2 separate regions of the Mus musculus genome follow, and region 2 is linked to region 1. The links are chromatin loops, found by intact Hi-C in ENCODE. Cell type or tissue: left cerebral cortex. All regions are shown on one strand. Links, peaks and the distances in the headings refer to the core of each region. The heading gives the core; the rest is flanking DNA. Region 1 holds the start of 9430015G10Rik (RIKEN cDNA 9430015G10 gene). Region 2 overlaps Ube2j2 (ubiquitin-conjugating enzyme E2J 2).

Region 1 (5,372 bases), core at 68-5,067:
AGGAGTTGCTTGTTTTCCTTCTACTCAAACTGGGATGAGGGAGGTACGCCACCTGCTCTTTCAATAGGGACTGGGAATCTGAATTCAGGCTCTCATGCTTACACACGCATTTTACCCTCAGCCATCTACCCAGTCCCCATCCACTGTATTTTTTGAGACAGGCTCTTTCATTGAACCGGGAGCTCATTGATGCGGCTCAGCTGACCAATCAATGAGCTCAAGAACCCATCTGACTCCATTCCTCACATTAATGTGGGCACTGTGGCTACAAACTCATCCTCATACTTGTTCTGCAGGCACTTTTAACTGAGCTATCTTTGCCACACCTTTTTATTTTTTTGAATTAGGATCTCATTATGAAGGCCAACCTTGCCTGGAACTCACTGCATCACTATGTAGACCAGGTTGGTCTTCAACTCCTGCCCCTGCCTCCCAAAGTGCTAGGGTTACAAGCATGGGATTACAGACCACTGTGCATGTGTGTGCAGTCTTATGTATTTCAGGCTGGTCTCAAACTATGTAGTAGATGATGTCTTTCAAGCTGATTTTCTTTTGAGATAGATTCTCATCATTAGGTAGCTACACAAGGAGTAGCATTGTTGAATACCTGTTCTTACCCACTATCCTGGAGCCTGGAACTCAAGAGATTTGCCTGCCTCTGCCTCCGAGGTGCTGGGAATGTGTGCCACCATTGCCTGGTAGCAATGTTCTTTTAATGAGTTACCTTATAGATCCAAATTAACATGAACAAATGCAAGCCAGTTCCGAAAGGTTGTGACAGATGCTGCTAGTGGACAAAAGAGCTCACCTAAGATGAGTTAAACTCATCAAGATATGTGCTTGCTTTGTTTTGGGGAAGATTATTAAGGCCAGGATATGGAAGTCAAGAAAAGAAACTATTAGCCGAGTTACGGGGCCACATGCCTTTAATCCCAGCCTAGTCTACAGAATGAGTTCCAGGCCAACCTGTCTCAAAAAAAGAAAGAAAAGGAAGGGGGGATGGGGGGGGGTGGAGAAAGAAACTATCTGCATAATTCAGATCTGTAGTTCCTTCTACGAGCTTCTAAAAATAAAAACGGACTCAAATTATTGTCTAGCTCTTAACGTAGTTACCAAACTATGTTTGTAACCTGGCTCAACCTGGTGAAGCCAACCCATGACTTTCTTGCGGGATTTATTGTAGAGGAGAAGCAAAATGTGAGAAAGCCCCAGATTCAAATCCTGCCCCCACCCCACCTCGGCCACACACAGCACCACAAACCCACAAATTAAAAACAAAACAAAACAAACAAACAAACAAACAAAAAAAAACAGTTTTGCCTTCTTTGTACACTGCAGTGAGACTAAGAAAACCCAACAAGATTACGAGACAACGGCAGGGGTTACATGGCCAACCCCTTTCCCAAAACAATAAAAAAACAAAATACTGGGCTAAGTTCGACACCTTTACATTTAATGCGCCGAAACGCGGGAGGATGTGTAACTCGCTGATATAGTGGCTCTCACGGCAAAGTCCTCAAGAAGAGCACATCCCGCGGGAGGACCTCGCCCCCTTCACGACACCAACCCATCTCCCACGTCCTCCACCTCCGTGCAGCTCGCGGTCCATGTCCCCTGCAACCTCCCCGTCCCTCCATCCACCACGCTCCACTCCCGGCTCCGTCCGTACCGCCTCCTCACTGACAAGATGGCAGGCAGCGAGGGAGGCGCTGCCCCGCTAGGCCCTGCATTAGTCTCAGAGTCCCAGAGTCTGCGCTACCCGCGGCCTTTACGGCGTCGCTGCAGCCGCCACCTCCGCCAGAGCAGGGCCCTCACTCACCACTCGCCAGCCGAGCTCCTTTCGTACCGGCCGCCCTGCGCGCGCCCCGCGAGCGTCTCTGGGATTTGTAGTCTCTGGCCCGCCCCCGCCCAGGCCGTGGCGAGGGCAAAAAAACTACAACTCCTAGCGGCCCCTTCGCCCAAGTGCGTTTACCCAGGATTCCGTCCTGGCAGCGGGTTTGCGTTCCCAGCGCTGACTGGGAAATGTAGTCCAAGAGGACTTGAGCCTAGGGAGGGAAGGAAACGACTACATTCCCCAATAGTTCTAGGGGCGGCCAATCATCGTAGTCCTTGTTAGGTGGCCGGCCTTGGTTCTAAGCAAGGCTATGGAGTGTAACGTCCGCCTCGCTCCAAGAGGGTCACAAAAGAATTCAAAGCTGGAGCCGGGTGTCGGGGCGCACGCCTTTAATCCCAGCACTGGAAGGCAGAGACAGGCGGATTTCTGAGTTCGAGGCCAGCCTGGTCTACAAAGTGAGTGCCAGGGCTATATAGAGAAACCCTGTCTCAAAAAAAAAAAAAAAAGAATCAGAACTGCCAATCAAGGCTATGGTAGCCTTTGAAATATTTAACTGGCTATAGTTCGTGATTTGGCTAGCCCCATTTCAAGATGAAGACAAAGTTCAAATTCATTCTTTTGTAAAAATCGGGACTTTCTAATACATCTTTGGCGTGTCTGCTTAGGGAGCTGGACTCTGGTTCCTCCCAAATGGGAAGCCACACCCACTCTTAAGCCGAGCATGGTGCCTCTGGGGTCACCAAGTGGAATGCTTAGGAGGAGTCTTGTCTCTGGGCTGCCTGATCGCCCCGGCCTCTCACTTTGGAGGCCTCGGGTACTTAGGCTTCTTCACAGAAGCTAAAACTCCATGGACGCCCCACAGTAACACAAGGAGGAGGCACTGTACTTTTTTTTTTTTTAAAGATTTATTTATTATTATATGTAAGTACACTGTAGCTGTCCTCAGACACCCCAGAAGAGGGCGTCAGTTCTCATTATGGATGATTGTGAGTCACCATGTGGTTGCTGGGATTTGAACTCAGGACTTTCAGAAGAGCAGTCAGTGCTCTTACCCACTGAGCCATCTCACCAGCCCTGGCACTGTACTTTTTGAAAGCTTACATCTTCTCTGAAGTGAGGTAGAACCACTAGACCGCCCCTGGAAAAGAGCAAAACTGTGTGCACCAGGGCTCTGTTTTGAACAAAGATTAGAGAGTATCTGTCAGGCTTGGTCCTGTTTTTTTCACCCTGCTCTCTGCTAGGCCTTCCTCACTTCCTCATGACCTCAGTTTCTCTGATCTGGTAGAGCTGGTCAGACAACTCAGCATTCTTTGCACCACCGCGATTTACTCCTCTCTGGAATTCTACCCTAAGGCCCAGTGGATCTAAGAATAAAGCTGTGGTCTTTCTTGGCCAGCCGCAGTGACTACAGCAGCACGGGGGGGGGGGGGGGGGTGTGGGGGGGGGACTGTGGTAAAATGGACGAGATTCTTCCTAAATTAGTGACATCAGGACAGACAGGATTTCTGTCTGTGTTGCTTTTTTTGTACTTCCTCTGGGCTACCCCCAGGACCTCTAGTATTTCTGGCAAGTATTAGGAAAAGACAGATGACTTTGAAAGGGTTGTGTGTGTGTGTTCATCAGAGACTTGACATCCACGGAGCGTTGGTAGGCAGTGAGTATGAGGGAAGAGTCATACGCAGGACACTAGCACCTCTTCTTTCACTATAAATGCTTCTGCTAGGATGGAAAGGTGTCTGCGGGCTCAGGAACCCAAGAACCACACAGCTCTGAGAGGAAGCCTCCTCGCATTGCAGCTCCCAGGGGAGGGATCCCCAACTGAGCTGAGGAGCTCAGGACCCTCAACTTCTTAGCTTCTTTTCTTGGCTTCTTCCAATGACAGAGTAACTCCAGGCAGTGAATCTCACAAAGGCTATTTATTCAAGGGAAGAATCCAGGAAGAGGGACAAATCCAGGGACAGATGCCCTCTGCTCCCAGGAGTGAACATCAGGGAAATGGGCACAGGGCAGTGAAAATAAGAATTTTTGAGAGGGCGGAGCTTCTCAGGGCAGAGATGACCAGAGTGAGGATTTCAAGTCCTGAGCTTGGGAATCTCAAAGATTGGTAGACTTTCATGCTCAGGGGTTAGTGGGGTGTGTGTGTGTGTGTGTGTGTGTGTGTGTGTGTGTGTGTGTGTGTGTGTGTGAAGTTCAGGGATTGGTAGTTTTTTCCCGCTTGGGGATTTGTGGGTTTTCCACCCCCTTTTCCCTGCGTTGGGCCCAGGGTTGCCATCTCCGTGGAGCTGATAGCAGACCTATCCCCAGCCCATTTTGTAATATTACTGTAGTCAGTAGGTTTATTTGGCCTTGGAGGGTAAGGGTAGCCTTAAGGTTTTCTGAACCTCAAATCCCTATACACAGAATTCACCACTCTAACTCTTGCAAAGCGCTGTCTAATCCAGTTATAGTCAAGAGCACAAGATTTTAAGTTTCCTTGGTCATCTGAGTATAGACTTAAGATTGCTTCTTTATCGGCCAGCAGTCAGGAAAGCAGGGGCAGGAGTATCTCTTAGTTCGAGACCAGCCTGGTCTACAAAGCAAGTTCCAGGACAGGCAGGGTTATTATACAGAGAAACTCTGTCCCAAGGGAAAAAAATAAGCTTACCATGCTGAAAGCATCTTTGTCCAATCTATACATCCAGCTCTCTGAACAGATGAAAGAGTGTTCACGCTTTTAATTCTGAGCTATAGCTTTTGCTGTGACTTGAAGGCATGAATCTGTTGTTGTTGTTTTGTTTTGTTTTGTTTTTCTTTCTACAATGTGGATTTCAGTACAGATTACAATAGTGGTAATGCTAATGTGTCTAAAAATTTTATCTCTTAAAAAAAAAAATCTTTGGGGCTGGTGAGATGGCTCAGTGGGTAAGAGCACTCGACTGCTCTTCCGAAGGTTTGAAGTTCAAATCCCAGCAACCACATGGTGGCTCACAACTATCCTTAAAAAGATCTGACTCCCTCTTCTGGAATGTCTGAAGACAGCTACAGTGTACTTACATATAACAAATAAATGAATCTTTAAAAATATTTTTTAAAAAAATCTTTGGCTGCACGGAGGCCAGAGAGCAGAAGGAGAGGACCCAGGCCCCCTCCACTGGGGCAGCCCGGGAAGTGTCCAGAGCAGCAGCAGCGAAGCAGTTACCACCTGCCCCGGCCACGCCGCCCTCTTGGAGTCTTTGTGAGTTTTCCATTTAACCCTGGACATGCTATCCCGAAGCCACTTGGTTTGGTTCTTTTATTCATTAAACATGTGTGGGTTTTTTTTTTTTTTTGATTTTTTGTTTTTTTGTTTTTAAATCCGTTCCTTCTCTTTTTTTTTTTTTTTTTTTTTTTTAAAGATTTATTTATTTATTATATGTAAGTACACTGTAGCTGTCTTCAGACACTCCAGAAGAGGGAGTCAGATCTTGTTACGGATGGTTGTGAGCCACCATGTGGTTGCTGGGATTTGAACTCTGGACCATCGGAAGAGCAGTCGGGTGCTCTAACCCACTGAGCCATC
Region 2 (5,372 bases), core at 187-5,186, 150 kb after region 1:
AGGGATCCTCCTGTACTTACAAGAGACCTACCAGGCTCACCTCTGCGAAAAGGCACAACATGAAGAGGCTGGTGATCCTATCTTGACTCTTCAACAGACATAGGGCCAACTTCTATAGTCTGTAACTCCACTGTCAGCCCCCTAGGCCTGTCTTCTAAGAGGTTAGCACAGGCCCAGGCTACACTTCAAGGGGGAACTGGTCCCTGTACATCTCTGACCAATACAATTCCCCCCCCACACCCCCCCAGTCCTCGTGAGTGACAGTGTCAGGTCCCCAGAGAAAGGCCCTTCAAGATCAAAGTTGGGCTAGCTAAGGACAAGCCAAGCCAATGAGTACCTTGAGCTCAGTGATTACGAGGTAGTGGCCCTTGAGACTGGTCCAGGATTCCCAGTAGCCAGATAGCCTCCAACTGGTAAAAGCCGTGGCTACAAACAGCCAGGTGTGGTTCCAACTGCTCTATGAAGGGACTGGAGCTGCATCCCTAACACACGCTGGTTGGTCCCAGTAGGTATGGGTCCTGGTAAACAGAACGCAATGTTCTACAATAGTGGCCCTCAATTCTCACTCCAAAAAAGAGTGAAAGGTGACCAAGCAAGCCGTCCCAGCTCCAGGCCACACCCAGTCAGAGAAGCCTAACAAATCAAGCAGGGATAGAGCAGAACGTAAAGGGAAGTACCGTGCGTGCGTGCGTGTGTGTATCCATGTGTTATATATGCCAAGAAAGACAGCCTCTATGCCCCAAGTTCAAGTCTCAGGTTCGGGGAGGGCAAGTGCCTCAGCCCAGAGACCTCTTCAAAGATGCAGCACCCTGTTCCTTTGGTCCACTTATACCTCGGTGGCCTATCTGGAAGTGGGATTCCGCAGCTGTCTTTCAGGCAGTTTATAAGCAGGTAGGCTAGACTTACCCTGTCACAGAAATACCACAGTAGGCAGGGACCTCATGTTGTGGCTAGGGATGGACTCAAGTTTCCAGTTTTCCAGCTTCAATATCTCCCTGCCACAAACAACTTGGAAAATAACCAAGAGGATCCTACACTGGATCACAAATACCCTGACCAAAGTGGCCCCTAGGAGCATCTGCTATTGGCTCTCATCCAAGCCCTGGAGAAAACAGGAACCGGTGGCTCACTATAGATGCAAAGGCTACTCCGGCCTAAAATAATAGCACCTAGGAGGCAGACAGAGAATTAAAGTCCAGCCTGAGTTACATGAGGCCCTGTTTAAAAAAAAAAAAAATTCCTGAGAGAGCTTGACACCTTGACAGCACACCTGAAAGCTCTAGAACAAAAAGAAGCAAACACCAAGTGGAGAAGAGGCAGGAAACAATCAAACTCAGGGCTGTAATCAACCAAATAGAAACAAAAAGAACTGCACAAAGAATCAACAAAACCAGGAGCTGGTTCTTTGAGAAAATCAACAAGACAGATAAACCCTTAGCCAGACTAACCAGAGGGCACAAAGACAGTATCCAAACTAATAAAATCAGAAATGAAAAGGGACACATAACAATGAACTATATCTTAAAATAATTGTTTGTTGAAAATATTAAAATCATGTTCTACAAACAAAATGGAAATATTACTGATAATTTTTCTCACTGTGCTTGAAATTAGCATTTTCTTAATGTTTAACTTCGAAGAGTTTTCACTATTTTGAAATTTTAAAAATATACTTACTGATAAAATAATCTCTCCTAGAAACACTGATATTCTTTTTTAAGTAAACTTATAGTTAAGACAATGTACACAGATATATAAGGCATTTTTAATACTCTCTTACTATGCCAGGTGGTATAAGGGCTTTTGAATATATCTCTTAATGATTCAATTTTAATATTTTATGCTCTAATACTATGCTTAATTCCCAAAGAATATTTTGTATGTTTTGAAACAATTTAGTATTCAATATTAAATATAGGATCCTCAGTTATGGATAGTATTAAATGTTCATTAATGATATTTTTAGGATGAAAGGATATGAAAGTTGAACAAAATTTTTTATGTATTATTTGACTCTCAAAATACCCATTAATGTTTGATTATTAAATGCATTGAAATAAAAAATTTAAGGAAAAAAACTCCCAAAGACTATCTGAGAGCTCTTTTTCTCAGGGAAGAACAGAAGTGGCCAAGTGGGAAAGTTCCCTTCCAAGGTACCCCTTTCTTTGAATAACAACAGAATGTGAGCTTTAGGAGAGGTTTTCACCTCCTAAGGAAGAGCTAATAGAGGGCAGTCCTGGATGCCAACTGCCCCAGTCAGTGACCTCTCCCAAGACAAGTCAACAAGGCAGGCATGCTTGAGCCAATGGTTAAAAAGGCCACCTTTTATTCGGGGGTCAGAGCACGGAACACACAGTGGACACTCTAGGGTCCTGTAGCACTCAAAGCTGGGAGAAGTGTTGGGGCTAACCTGCCAAGCCGGCACAGCACTCTTCAGTCGTACACTAAGTGCGACACCTTGTGGCCAGAGAGCAGGCTGCTTTTTACTTCTACCCTAAGAACAAGCACTTCCTAAAATTTTCTTTCCTTCTGAGCTGTTAAGAGTTTGGTCCTGTGAAGGCTTGATGCCCCAGTGAAGGGCAGTAGGGTGGTGGGGCAGGACTGGGTGGGGGAGCACCCTCATGGAGGCAGGAGGATGGGATGGGGGTTCTTTGGAGAGAAAACCGGGAAGGGGGATAACAATTGAAATGTAAATAAACAAAATAACCAATTAAAAATTTTAAAAAAGGGCTGGTGAGATGGCTCAGTGGTTAAGAGTACTGACTGCTCTTCCAGAGGTCCTGAGTTCAAATCCCAGCAACCACATGGTGGTTCACAACCATCTGACACCCTCTTCTGAAGTGTCTGAAGACAGCTAGTGTACTTACATATAATAAAATAAATAAATCTTAAAAATTTTTTAAAATCAAAGTTGAGCTTTCAGTTGGGCAATGGAGGCCCACACCTTGAATCCTAGCTCTTGGGAGGCAAAGGCACGTGGATCTGAGATGAAGGACAGCTTGATTTATAGAGTGAGTTCTAGGACAGCTGGGGACACACAGAGAAACCCTGTCTTGAAATCCCTAAACTCCCATAAAGGCCATGCTGGGGCCAGGGGGCTGGGGGTGGTGCTGAGATTTCAGAGGACTAAATTCGATAATGTTCTGTCTTTCAAGAACTTCAGGAAACACCAATTTGGAATTGAGGTAATTTGCAACGGAGCACTCTGGGACCAGGGAAAAATTACCATCTACCAATAGTAGGAAGCACATGTCTGTAGGGCTCCACCCACCGAAGGCTGCACAGGTTGCACAGGCCCAACCAAGGGTTGTCAATCTACCTTTTGGCAGCTGCAACATTCCCTTCTCACAAGCCAGGCATTGCACTTGGTCACAGCCTACCAGGGAAGGGACATTAACACAGACATCGTGGAGTTCAGAGCAAAGGGGTAACTAAAGACCGTTTTAGGAGAGGACTACATGGTATATACATACTAGTTGTAAACCACAGAGCTGAATTACAGGTAATCATCACATGGGAGCACTTCAGCTTTACCATGGCCCCTGAAAGGAGGTGGGCTTAGAAGGCTTTTAGGAGCCCCTGGTGATGATTGATGCCCAACACAGACGATGTTAGCCTTCCCAAACAACTACTGCAGGTACATTAAGCAAAATCTCAAAGAGATGACATCCATAAGGGAGCTTGCCAGCTTACTGGTGGCCTGGTGACGTGTTCTGGGCAGTTTCCCTCTCCATGATCTGTAGAGAGCGACATCTTACATAGGTCACCCGGAAAGGATGGTGTAGCCTACCGTAAGATATGAAAGAACTTGGAGTGCACTGTCTGCCAACATAGGAGGGCCGGCTTCTGGCCAACTGGACATAAGGAACCAGGGTTACCAAGGCTCCTACTTCTCCATCACTCAAGGGAGCTGAAAGCAGAGGTACTAAGGTTGACAGCAGTACCTGGGCTACCCACAGTCCTTCACCACAGTCCTCAGCCACGGTTCTAAGTGCAGCACTTTGTGGTCAGAGAGCAAGCTGCTGCTTCTACCTTAACAGAAAGCAGAACCGGCACTTTGTGTGAGTCTTCTCTCACTCAGAAGCAATTTTACAATGAGATCAAATCAGTCCTCTCCTAGACCAGCCGGCCCACTTAGCCCCACCAGGAGGCTTTCAGCTCCTCCACTAAGAACACACACAGAGTATTTGATAGGCATTAAAGTTTTATATTTTAAGTGACCAAATCTAATAAAATGAAAAACAAAACAAAACAAAACCAACAAAACAGGTTTACTAAACAGGGTCAAAAGACAACACAGGAGATAAGCAGTAAAACCAGAGCGCGAGTGGCTCCGTCCAGTCAACCTCAAGAGGGAGTTGAGAACCACCAGTCTCCTCCAGATCACATTTTGGTTTTTGCTTTCTCTTTAAGGTTTGTAAAAAGTGAAGCCCGGGAGTCCGGCAGGCCACCCTGTGCCAGCACGTCCTTCACGCCGGCATCAAGCTCTGGCCCTGTGTCCCTCGGCAGCAACTGTAGGCTGTGGCTTGTGACCCTCACTCCTGTGCTATGCTTCTCAGCACGTACTTGACCGTGTAGGCGAAGGCTGCAAACCCAACTATAACAAACAAGTTCGCCAACGCGCCGCCCAGGAGTCCGTGATGCCTGTTGGCCTGTGGGAGCCCAGCGAGGTTGGGGCCAGCAGCGGGTGCGTGCCCATTGAGGAGCTGGATCCCATGCTGGCCACGGTGCAGCTCCCCATCAGGAACCACGTCTGGCAAAGGAAGATTCTGGGGCCTGTTACTTAGTTCATCTTGTGCTTTCTGTTTCTGTTTAATTTCCTGAGAGAAAAACAAAAAAACCCTCAGTTGTCTTAACCTGTCCATTTGGGAGCAGAACTCAAGTTTTTACAAGCTCAGATCTACCACCCAGAACACAGTTCCCCATGCCTCTGCATGAGCATAGCTTTGCATCCCATTTTACAGGTAAAGAAAGCAAGCAAGGTGTCAACATCATTCCTCTGTGCCCGAGTCGAGTAACGAGCTACCAAAAGCTACACCACCTTCCAGCCCACAGTACATGCCCAGCCCTTGCAGGAGGCAACTGATGCACCCCCTGGCTACTGGTGGCAGATCTCTTGAGGGATGGCCACTGATCAGCAAGCATGCCTCTGTGTGGACACTTGTGTATGTTCCTCAGAGTCTCTCCCACATCCCTAAGCTGTCTTTCCCGCACTATAGGGTCCTGGAGAAGAGCTAGCTCTGTCACCCAATAGTGTGTGCATCTGGAAGCATGACCAGTACTGAGCCTTCTACATCCTCCAGCAACAAGGAGGGCCTGCAATCCCACTACAACACCTACAGGAACACAGCAGTAAGCACACAAACACAGCT

What was found. Peaks named below come from ENCODE experiments on the same cell type or tissue, not always from the same donor. Only the 100,000 strongest peaks of a DNase experiment are listed, where the experiment ranks them.
Region 2: a loop joins it to region 1, with 3 times the contacts of the local background. A loop is called at or near these places in 17 of 42 quality-filtered maps.

What each region holds. Positions count from the first base shown.
Region 1 is chr4:156,106,471-156,111,842 of GRCm38, reverse strand. It overlaps 9430015G10Rik (RIKEN cDNA 9430015G10 gene), which reads right to left and starts at 1,845. Exons shown (of 10, transcript NM_177205.1): 1 at 1,670-1,845. In left cerebral cortex, for the core only: CTCF peaks have their summits at 1,956 and 2,788 (motif pointing right); DNase peaks (open chromatin) are centred at 1,956 and 2,543; H3K4me3 peaks cover 1,613 bases; H3K27ac peaks cover 1,060 bases.
Region 2 is chr4:155,956,529-155,961,900 of GRCm38, reverse strand. Ube2j2 (ubiquitin-conjugating enzyme E2J 2) reads right to left here. Exons shown (of 8, transcript NM_021402.6): 8 at 2,297-4,820. The coding sequence ends at 4,536. Among named protein-coding and RNA genes, the nearest start is that of C1qtnf12, 3.1 kb to the left of the region's middle. In left cerebral cortex, for the core only: a CTCF peak has its summit at 2,455 (motif pointing left); a DNase peak (open chromatin) is centred at 2,448.